2 separate regions of the Homo sapiens genome follow, and region 2 is linked to region 1. Evidence: read pairs that join two places in POLR2A ChIA-PET (ENCODE). Cell type or tissue: Caco-2. All regions are shown on one strand. Each heading gives the region's core, and the rest is flanking DNA. Links, peaks and the distances in the headings are about the cores only.

Evidence for each region. ChIA-PET counts read pairs that join two places held together with the same protein. Peaks named below come from ENCODE experiments on the same cell type or tissue, not always from the same donor. Only the 100,000 strongest peaks of a DNase experiment are listed, where the experiment ranks them.
Region 2: POLR2A ChIA-PET joins it to region 1 with 5 read pairs; 2 of 35 experiments call an interaction of 5 or more read pairs at or near these places.

Annotation. Positions count from the first base shown.
Region 1 is chr13:97,305,562-97,310,944 of GRCh38, reverse strand. The region is part of intron 2 of MBNL2 (muscleblind like splicing regulator 2); the gene reads right to left. Among named protein-coding and RNA genes, the nearest start is that of MBNL2, 86 kb to the right of the region's middle. RefSeq lists a cis regulatory region at 2,494-2,505 and an enhancer at 2,428-2,572. In Caco-2, for the core only: no CTCF peak of the experiment used is centred there; a DNase peak (open chromatin) is centred at 2,763.
Region 2 is chr13:97,398,901-97,404,283 of GRCh38, reverse strand. No RefSeq gene overlaps it. Among named protein-coding and RNA genes, the nearest start is that of RAP2A, 33 kb to the left of the region's middle. In Caco-2, for the core only: no CTCF peak of the experiment used is centred there; no DNase peak of the experiment used is centred there.

The DNA.
Region 1 (5,383 bases), core at 170-5,169:
GACAATGAGCACATGTTTTTCTTTTTACCTTAACTGCCAGGAAACTCAGAGCTAAAGTTCTATCTAATAAAGAGTTCATCTCAGGTGACCGGTAATATGTTTCTCTTTTCCTTTGGGTTGATTTTCTACTTAGTTGTTCTTTAAAAAAAAAAAAAAAAAAAAGATGCTGAATTTCAAAAGTTCTTTCAAATTCCTTTTAGAAACAGGAGGGCTATAGGCCGGGCTCAGTGGTTCACTCCTGTAATCCCAGCACTTTGGGAGGCTGAGGCAGGTGGATCACAAGGTCAGGAGATGGAGGCCATCCTGGCTAACACGCTGAAACCCTGTCTCTACTAAAAATACAAAAAATTAGCCAGGCATGGTGGCGGGTGCCTGTAGTCCCAGCTACTCAGGAGGCTGAGGCAGGAGAATGGCGTGAACCTGGGATGGGGAGCTTGCAGTGAGCCGAGATCGCGCCACTGCACTCCAGCCTGGGCAACAGAGTGAGACTCCGTCTCAAAAAAAAGAAAAAAAAGAAAAAAAAAAAGAAATAGGAGGGCTACAAATCTCACTCACATACACACAGACATATATACAAACATGTATTTATTATATCTAACATAAAACTTCACATAATTAGCATTGTATCATGAAAATGTTCTTGGCACTGGAATCTCTAAGATGATCCAGGACAATCCCCTCTTTTTATGGTACAGACCCTGAAGCTAGAGAGAGAACGTGACTTGTCTGGGATCACACGACTCTTTGGAGTCAGAGCCGGAACTAACCCTAACCCAGGCCTTTGCAAGCCCAATCAGAACCCTGAAGGCAGCATGAGAAGCTGGTTATTTGCTGAGCCTTACACCTTGACATTTCTGCCAGGGGCTAAGTCCTCTGCCCGACAGTCCTCTGTCCTTACCACCCTCCTAGGCCTCCACTTTGGTTAAATCTCTTCAAATGAATGTTCAAACACCAATATTCCGCCTTTTGCATAGCCTGCCCCATACTCCATTACAGATAGTCCTTCTCTGTGCTATTCTCGATCTTATTTTTTCTTTGAATGAAGGGAAAGAACTTCTACTCTTGGTGTTAACTTGAATGAAACCAACTAATGAACAAGAGCTAGCTCTTATTGTTGGGTTGAAACACTGTACAATTTTAAAATTTCAAATCCCCATGGCATGAGCCATGCTCAAGCATCTCTCGCTATGATATTTTTCATCTCTCTTTCTTCCCTGAATTTCCCATTGCTACCATCCTCTGAGAGGCCCACATTATTTCATTCCCAGCTGTTGGTTTGCTTGGGCTGCCATAACCAAGTACTACAAGCTGGGTGGCTCAAACAACAGAACCTTATTCCCTCACAGTTCTAGGGGCAGAAGTCCAAGATCAAGGTGTGTGCTGGGTTGGTTCCTTCTGAGGGCCCTGAGGAAAAGATCCGTCCCAGCACCCTCTTGTTGACTGTGGATGGCCATCTTCTTCCTGTCTCTTCACACTGTCTTCCATCTATGCTTATCTCCGTGTCCAAATTTCTACTTGCAATAAGGACACCAGTCATATTGGATTAAGACACCCTGATGACCTCATTTTAAATTGACCACCCCTGTAAAGGGCCTGTCTCCAAGTAAGTTACAGTCAACAACAGTGGTTTGAACTTCAAGGTATGAATTTTGGGGGAGATGTGATGCAACTGCCCTTGAATGCAAAGGTCATTTTGACATTTTTCATTTCCGTGCTCAAAGTCTTCCATTGTCCCCACTTACCAAATAAAGTCCAAATTCCTCACTTGGGCGTGCAAGCTCCCCACAGCCCTGTTCCTATGTGTTGTTGTTATTTATCTCCCTACATACCCCATGGTTTTTTATGCTGCAGTCCAACCATGCTACTCTCAGATTCCAAACACACCCACACTTTTCTGCCTCTGCGCCTATGCTCATGGGCTCTTTCTGCACAGACTGCCCTCTTACTTCACCCCCACAGGCCCATCTCTGATGCCCTTTCTCCATGATGACTCCTCAGTCCCGCTCAGAAACGTCTCCTCCTTCCCAGGGCTTCTTTTGCTTATCTTGCTAGAAATGAAGGGTTATGACCATTGTCATAGTCACAGTCACTTGTGTGTTCCCTGATGCTAGACTGTACCTTCCTTAAGAGCAGGAACTTACTCATCCTTGCATGCCTCTCAGTGCCTTTTCTTTCTCAACTCCCCCAAAGTGAAGGCTTGTATCTTTTGTGAACAAATCAGAGGAAAAAGAAATATTCTGTTATACAGATCGATCATCATAAAACTTCAGGGGCCTCTAAAGCAGCTCTTGTCATAATAGTGGGCAGGCCACACATGATGTAGGTTAGTAGATAGTGGAATAAATAAAATAAGCATTAGGTGTAAGATTTAAGATTGTTGGTGTGTGGGTATGAGCAGTGTTAAATGGGCCATCATCATTTTTACTAGGAAATTCCCTTTGTCCTCATCATTTTCCCCTTCCAACAGAAAATTCCATGAAGCTCATTTCTAAAGAAAAGTAAATACCCAGATGGCCAGAGGGATGACCTTTCTCTAACAGAGGGGATGGATTTGTTATCCAGCCAAATGTTTGAAATTCTTCCACCAGCATGCATAATTGAGAGAGATGTGTTAATTACCCTTACATGACAGCTGGTAGGACTTCCTAGACAAACTCTGAGAGGAGTATTGATCTGGAATCATTGTAAGTCACTGTACTGTGGTGATATAAAGGTAAAGCCCTCGCAACAGTTTTGAATGAGCAGGTCAATGTGTGGGGCCTCTGTGAACTGGGGCCTGCAGGCATGTGGCAGCCAGCCAGTGTTCGTCCAGCAACAAAAGGACCAGTGTGGTTCTTTGCATGACATTTTAATGAGTGATACAAGGAAAATCCCAAAGATGTAATCCCTTTTATTATAATAGCTCTATGGCTCAAAATGGGTTGTTATCAAAGAGAAACACAATTCCAGAAAGTGAGGATAAGATTTTTGTTTTTATCCCCTGTATCTGTGAACAGCATTCTCATCATTGACTGTTATTTAAGGGAACTGAGTGCACAGCGTTTGACTCAGCACTGTGGACATTTTGAAGAGGGAGCAGAAAATACGATCCGTGCCCTCGAGGAGTCACTATCTTGGCACTTGGGTGGAAAATAATTTAATTCTCTAAAGTCTTTTCCAGGTCCAAGATTTTATGATTCAATGAAGAAGAAAGAGATCATTTTATCTTTAAACAGCAAAAATGTCATGAATATCCTTTTGTCTAAAAAGCAATTCATATTTACTAATATAATTTGTCATACTGCTGCTACATTAAATTTTTCAGTGTTTATATCACAAATCTGCACAAGGGAGCTTTTGAATTTATTTTTCCCTTCCTGTTGTGGACTAAATATTTTTTCTTTTACCTGGAATCACATGAAATATGGGATTACTTGACTTTTCTGAAATCCAATATAACGGTATGTCGGCTTCCAAAGTAACCACTTTGTTGTTCATTCATACATTTCTGGAAAAACTATCTGGTTTTGGTGGAGTCTAGGGAAAATACGCTCCAGGTTTTTTTTTTTCCATAAAATGTGTAGAAGAAAAATATACATCTCTTTTAAGCAACTGGAACCAATTTAAGGCTTTGGCACACACAGTGGAAAAATCAATGGAAGTTCAAAGTTGAAAGGCAAAGTTGGCCTCTACAAGTATCACTAAACTTGTGTCCACCAAGAAAAATAAGGAGAGGATTTCTGACAACCAACTAGGATGGCAGGTCAAATAATCAATCATCAACCAATCAATCAACATGGTTTTATTGAAGACGTTTTTATTTATGTTGGATGCTGGGAGATGGAACCCACGAGATTTAGACTTTCTTTCTCTCCTTCAGAAAAGTTTTCAATTTAACCAGGGAGATAACAGGAACATGCCTTGAACAATAAGGAATAAGATGCTATATTGATAAAAATCAAAAGTCTACAGGGCTGGGCATGCAGGAGACTTCATGAACACTGAGTGATCCAACCAAGGCAGAGCCTCCACACATTCCTGAAATCCTTTTGAGAATCCATCCAAATTTTCTTCCCAACTAGACAAGAACTTATAGTCCTTGAGCCTTGTTCTTGTTGCCTGGCAACAACACCAGACTCTACTGAGCCCCAGGAGACCAATGTCCAAAGGCTGTCTACTTCCCATGCAGGTTTCCTCCACATGAAAAATGAGCTCATAAGTAGGACACCTATTCTCCTCATCTCTTTCTGGTGCTGGGAAGCCCTTCAAGTTTTTCTGGAAGTATTTGCTTCTTTGTTCCTTGCTTAGATGGAGAAAGTGAAATGAGGACCACCAAGGGGTAAGTTTCCCATTTATGTCCCAGGCAGTCACACTGGTGGTCCAGTCCCAGCCTCTCCATCATGTCTACAAATCATTGCAATATAATGTAAGAGGTGTCATTTATGTCACAGTCCTGGCAAGGAGTGACCACCATGAGTTTGCTCTCAGAGGGTAATGGAAGGCTCTAGAAATATGTGCCTTGAAGAAGAGGAAAGAAGATGGGAAGGTTTGAAGAAAGTGAGAAAAAGTGAGAGTGCTCAACCGTGTCAAATACTGCTGAGAGGTCAAATAAAATGAAGGGCTGCAAAAATGATCAATGAATGTGGCAATTAAACAGTTAATGGTGGTTTCATCCAGGGCAGTTGGTGGAGTATTGAGAGCAACAACCAGGTTGCCCTGCAGTGAGCAAGGGTTAAGAGGTGGTGGTGAGGAAGACTGGACAATTCTGTCATCTGAAATCTCCTATTAAGTTAGGTTCTTCTGGTTAGGGACACTGGGGAAAGAGGAGAGGAAGTGATTTTTAATGTCATAGAAAATGTTTTCATTTCTCCACCTTTCCCCTGTGTGAAGAGAGAAAGGGAACATGTGCAGACTAGCAGTGGAAGCTGCTCAGTGAGGGCACAAAAAATGCCAGGACACCTCCGGGCTCAGGGCAGAGAAAGGCCCACCGGAATCTGTTGGAATTAACACATTTGTTCTGTTCCCTTTTTTATCCCTTCTCTTCCCCTTCCTCCCTGTTCCGCTCCTCTTAGAAATAATTATTGCTTGGGTAGCTCTCTGTCAAATATCTTGAACTTTTCATGAAGAAACTCATCATGAGACTCTGACAAAAAATATAAAAATCCTGGGATTTTTGGTTTGTTTGTTTGTTTGTTTTGAGACGGGGTCTCCCTCTGTTGCCCAGGCTGGAGTGCAGTGGTGTGCGCACGGCTTACTGCAGCCTCAACCTCCCAAGCTCAAGTAATGGATCCTCCTACCTCAGCTTCCCGAGTCACTGGAACTACAAGTGCGTGCCACCACATCCAGCTAATTTTTTGTATTTTTTGTACAGGTGGAGTTTCACCATGTTGCCCAGGCTGGTCTC
Region 2 (5,383 bases), core at 171-5,170, 93 kb before region 1:
GAGAAGGAAGACAGGACTGGAAGTTCACTCACTTGCCTGTGTTCACATGGGCAGAAAGTGGACAGCCAGGATTTGAGCTAGCTTTGCTTCCAATTCTATGGTTGTAAACACTATACCTATTGCCTTTTAGGATCGCAGAATGAAGTGTGGTTAGTGAGTGGTAGCACAGACCAATGATCAACAAAGGGTTCTCATATTAACCCAGTTTCCTGTCTCCTGCAGTGGCTCCTGTGAGTAGAACATGTAAAAGTTATAGTCCCTGTGTCCACAGCTAGCAATCAGCTCATGCCCTAAATATGTTAATTGACCTCTGTAAGGATTTTTACCAGAGTAAAACCGCCTCATATATCGTTTGCTTTCAAAACATATTGATGACTCTTGAAGGAGTTGGGATTATCTGAACACTGATATGTGTTTCTTTAATTACTCGTTGCTTTCTTAAGGGTTGCTTTTATCAATAGTACCCATCAACTGTATTAATTCCCAAGTGTGCCCCACTCAAGCTTGCAGACAATATGTAACAACATAGACAAATCACTTCAGTTAGCTGTGAAATGGCTTTGATGGGTTGGGTAGACCAGATTCTAGAGTTTTATATCCCTTGTGTTCTACAATTGAATTTAGTTCCAGAATTGTATTGAACAAATACAAACTTTCATCTTATATGATGATACCTGGCTTACATAGAATTAATTTGGTTATTTTTTCTGGTTTCTTTTGAAAGAAGTATTGCCACAGGGCTCAGGAATGTAAAAGACTAAAAAAAAATTGGACCAAGTGAAACATGACTTTTACTAGTGCCTTTTTTTTTTAAAGGCTATATTTCTCCTTAAAATGTGTGAAAATTTGCTACTTTTTGAAATCATAATAAAAAATATTTCAGCTTTGAGTTCTTTCTTTTCATCATTCTCCTTTTTCTTCTTTGTGATTAATTTAGTACTATCTTAGGCAAGATACATTTACAGGCAAATTATTTTCTTTGTCAAAAAAGAATCGAATTATGAATTTAAAATCTATTTCTTGCATCAGTTGAAAGAAAATCAAGTGCTTCAATAATGGAATTGACAAATGATGGATTTACCTATTGATAGCAGTTTGGATTCCCTGGGAAGTCATCTCTGAGGTGGGGACCAGTGGGCATGAAGATTTTTAGGGAAGACACCTGGGACCAACCCATGTGGAAGGGAGGGCAGGAAGCACAGTGAGGCAGAAGGAGAAGCTGGGCTCTGTTGCAGTCTCAAAAAGGCCTCAGCTGGCCCCATGAACACCTGAGGATGACTCTTCAGAGTTACTCTGATTTGGGGCAAGGTTGTGGGCCTTCATCCTCTTCCTTCAACCAACTGGACAAGGGGCATGCGAGGAGACGGAGTGAGACTTTGGATCAGGCATTTCTCTTTAGTTAATGCAATTCCAGAAGAACTGACTGCTGCAGCACTCCTGGACCCTGCAGAGTAAGTACTTCAGTCTGCAGGAGGATCTGACAGCACACTGCAGCTCCACTCTGCTATTCACTTTTTCGGTTCTGGCTGTCTTGCAAAAGCCAATGTCCCCCCCCCCCCCGTTTTTTGTGTGCCACTCCCTCCTTTGAGCATAGAACCCCCATCCATTCTAATCACCCACCTGTGCATTTTTATTCCTATTGCTTCTCAGGCTTCTCGCTTGGCCAATTTCTGTATTTACCACTTCTCCAGATCCATTTCAAGAGACTTCTCTAGGGAGACTTCCATCACATCTCCAGCTCTCACCAATCGCCCATGACATTCACTATTTAATAATTTGGAACTCGTCATGAGATATCTCAATATGTATCATGTATTTTGTTTCCATTTGTTTGTTTTTTTCTTTCTGTAAATTATAGCAAGACTATGATGGTTTCAGATTGTTTACAATCTAATAAGGAAATAAGCCCTTTGTTTTTCATGTTTTCTAGCATTTTGTAATACACGCATTAGAGGCTCAAAAATACTTGTTAAATAAGTGGATCTCTGCTTAGCTCCTTAGCCAAGAATGTAGAGTGGGTGTAGCAAATGTATTGAATCACTATTTTAATTTCATAGTTTTAGATTTTTTATTTATGCCTATCTCTTCTGACATCCCAGATTTACTAATGATTCACTCAACAAATACGAATTGAAGTCTGCTGTGTTCTGACACCGTTGTGAGCAAAGGGGATATGGTGGTGATGTAGCTTGACTGTGTCCCCACCCAAATCTCATCTTGAATTGTAGCTCCCATAATTTCCACATGTTATGGGAGGGAACCAGTAGGAGATAATTGAATCATGGAGGCAGTTTCCCCCATACTGTTCTCATGGTAGTGAATAAGTCTCATGAGATCTGATGATTTTATAATGGGTTTCCCCTTTCGCTTGGCTCTCATTCTTTCTTGCCTGCCACCATGTAAGATGTGCCTTTCACCTTCCACCACGATTGTAAGGCCTCTCCAGCCAAGTGGAACTGTGAGTCCGTTAAACCTCTTCTTCTTTATAAATTACCTAGTCTCAGGTACATCTTTATCAGCAGCATGAAAACTGACTAATAAAGGTGGTGAACAAAGCAAGGGACCTACCATCACAGAGATTAAATTCCAATGAGAGGCAGATAATGCAACTGATACAGAGATGAGCAAGATGGTTACACAATGTGATAGCTGCTATGGCAGCAATAAACATAGTGCAGAGATGAAATATGCCACCTGAGGTCTGGGATGAGGTCATATCGCCTTCAGAAGAAAATGATTTTGCTACGACCCAAGAGAGAAGACAAGCATTTCAGGCAGAAGGAAGGGAATTCAGGAGGCAGAAAGAACTCTGTGTCCTTTGAGAAATGGAAGCATTCAGAGGGGTTAGATGGTAGTTTGCTCAGGGGAACATGGTAATGGATGAGGTTGGAGAAGGTGTCGGTCAGGGCAAAGTGGTTGAATTTTATCCTAAGAGCAGTGGGAAGTCAGAGAAGAGTGAAAGTTTCTTGTCATTGTTACTTGTTTGTTTAAAATAGAGGATAGAGGCAGATTTGCCATGAAACTAATGAAGCTTAAGCTTCAGGACCTACCACTTGTGTGAGTCCTTTTAAGAACCTGGGAGGTGGCTCACACCTGTAATCTCAGCACTTTGGGAGGCTGAGGTGGGCAGATCATGAGGTCAGGAGTTTGAGACCACCCTGACCAACATGGTAAAATCCAGTCTGTATTACAAATACAAAAATTAGCCAGGTGTGGTGGCATGCTCTTGTAATCCCGGATACTCAGGAGGCTGAGGCAGGAGAATCGCTTGAACCCTGGAGGAGTAGGTTGCAGTAAGCTGAGATCATGCCACTGCACTCCAGCCTGGGCAACAGAGCAAGACCGCGTCTCAAAAAAAAAAAAAAAAAAAAAAAAACAGAAAGAAAACGAAAAGAAAACCAAACCTGGGAGGAACTGTAGCTTTTGTAGCTTTGTATGTGTTCAAGGTCATGCAAGGTCATGGTTTTATAAAATTGGCAATTGTTTAGGACCACTCTCTTTTTCCATACTGACATCTGTTCCATCACACTCCCTTTTGTGGAGTGGCATTGGACTGGCCATAGTCATTTTTGATCTTTGGCTCCAAAGAAGTTGACTGGTATACATCTAGCTTGGGCTTGGTGAAATACAGTTACATGGCTCATAGCCATTTCTGTGTTTGGCTAATGTTGTTAGCCATCTCAGTATAGGTGCTGCTTACCCAGTACTATGACATGAAGTACAGTGTACGACCATTGGTTTTCATCGCAATGTGAGTGTGTCTTACAGCACTCAGCCCTGGGAGTAAGCAGGTAGTGGAAAGGAAACGATTTGAGGTATATGTGGTGAATGCTAGTCCATGGGACATTCTAGTCATCAGATGCCTACAATTCTAAGCAGAGGATTTATTCTTTATTTATACTTATCTTTTAGGATAACAAAGCACAATTATAAATGCCAATTTTTTTCCTTTTCAAATAAGAATTGTGTAAAATAGAACTTAGAATTCTTGTGTTTGTATGATAAGCAGTGAGGATACGTGTGCGTATGTATATGTGTGAAGTTGCATGTTAAATTATCAATACAAAAACATCTACATTAAAAAGCAAATTTCTTCCAACCACACTACAAGTAAGATTGAATTACCTTTTTGTTATCTGTATAGGAAATGATATTACAAAAAAGTGTTATATGAGGATGTAATCAAAGGCGATGCCGTGAGAAATTTAAATTAAACGTATCATAGTAGTGTGTCCAATGGATAATTTATAAAAATGGCTTTTCTATATATTTAGTTTTGTATTTAACTTTATATTTATTTGGGGGTTCTTTTTCTTTAAGAACTCCCTTCCCCAGTTTTATAAGTTTCCAGCCTCACAAAGCCTGGATCCATCTCTGATGGGAATGATGCCGTGATCTGATTTCTATTTTATGAAAGTGCTGGCTGCCATGTGGAGGGAGAGCAGATCAAGAAGGAACAAGAGTAAAATTAGAGACATATGATGTCTTTGGATGTCTTTGCATCCAATGACAATTCTTTTGAATTGTTACTAACAAGGAACATCAAAATGGTCCAGTGTTGTCATTGGTCTTCATTCACTGCTTTGCAGAGTCAATAGAGTATCTGAAGGGGGATTGGTCCTGAGTACCACAGCACCACTTCTCAGACTTTAATGTGCATATGGGTCCCTTGGGAGTAGGTCTGGGGTGCAGCCTGGGATTCTGCATTTCTAGCAAGTCTTCAGGTAGTCCTGTGGCTGGCTCAAGGACCACATTTGGAGTAATAAGGTAGCAAAACACTAGGGATCTAGAGGCAGACTGGCTGTGTTTGAATCTTCACTTCACTACAAACTTTGTGACTTGTTAAGTTATCTAAAGTTTCTAGTCCTCAGTTTTCTCATCTATAAATAGGGATGCTCATAATAGAATCAATCATTCAATTTATTGTAAAGATTAAATGAGACACTTCATGTTAAGAGGTTATCACAATATAAGGGTACAAAAAATGCTAGATATATTTGTTCTAGCTGCAGACAGCCCACTTGGCCTTTTGGGCCAAACTTGACTATGACGTCTTAGGAAGGGTTACTGAAGTTTCTTATGTGTATTGAAAGAAAGCAAGGGCCTACCCCTACAACACAGGCTAAGTAAAATTAGTCTGGTCAATGCAAACTTATAAACAATGAAATATATTTGCAAATCAAAATTACCAAGTACAATAAATGTTGAGTTCAGTCAGAAATGTGCTAGATGTTGATAAATCACAGATTGTTGTATCCAGAATGGAAGTTAAAAGATCTTGTATTCCAATTGCTTCATTCTGCAGACAAAACAGAAACAAACAAACAAACATAAGGCTCTCCCTGAGGCATTGTGGCTTTGGCCATCACATTCCCTGTGGGTC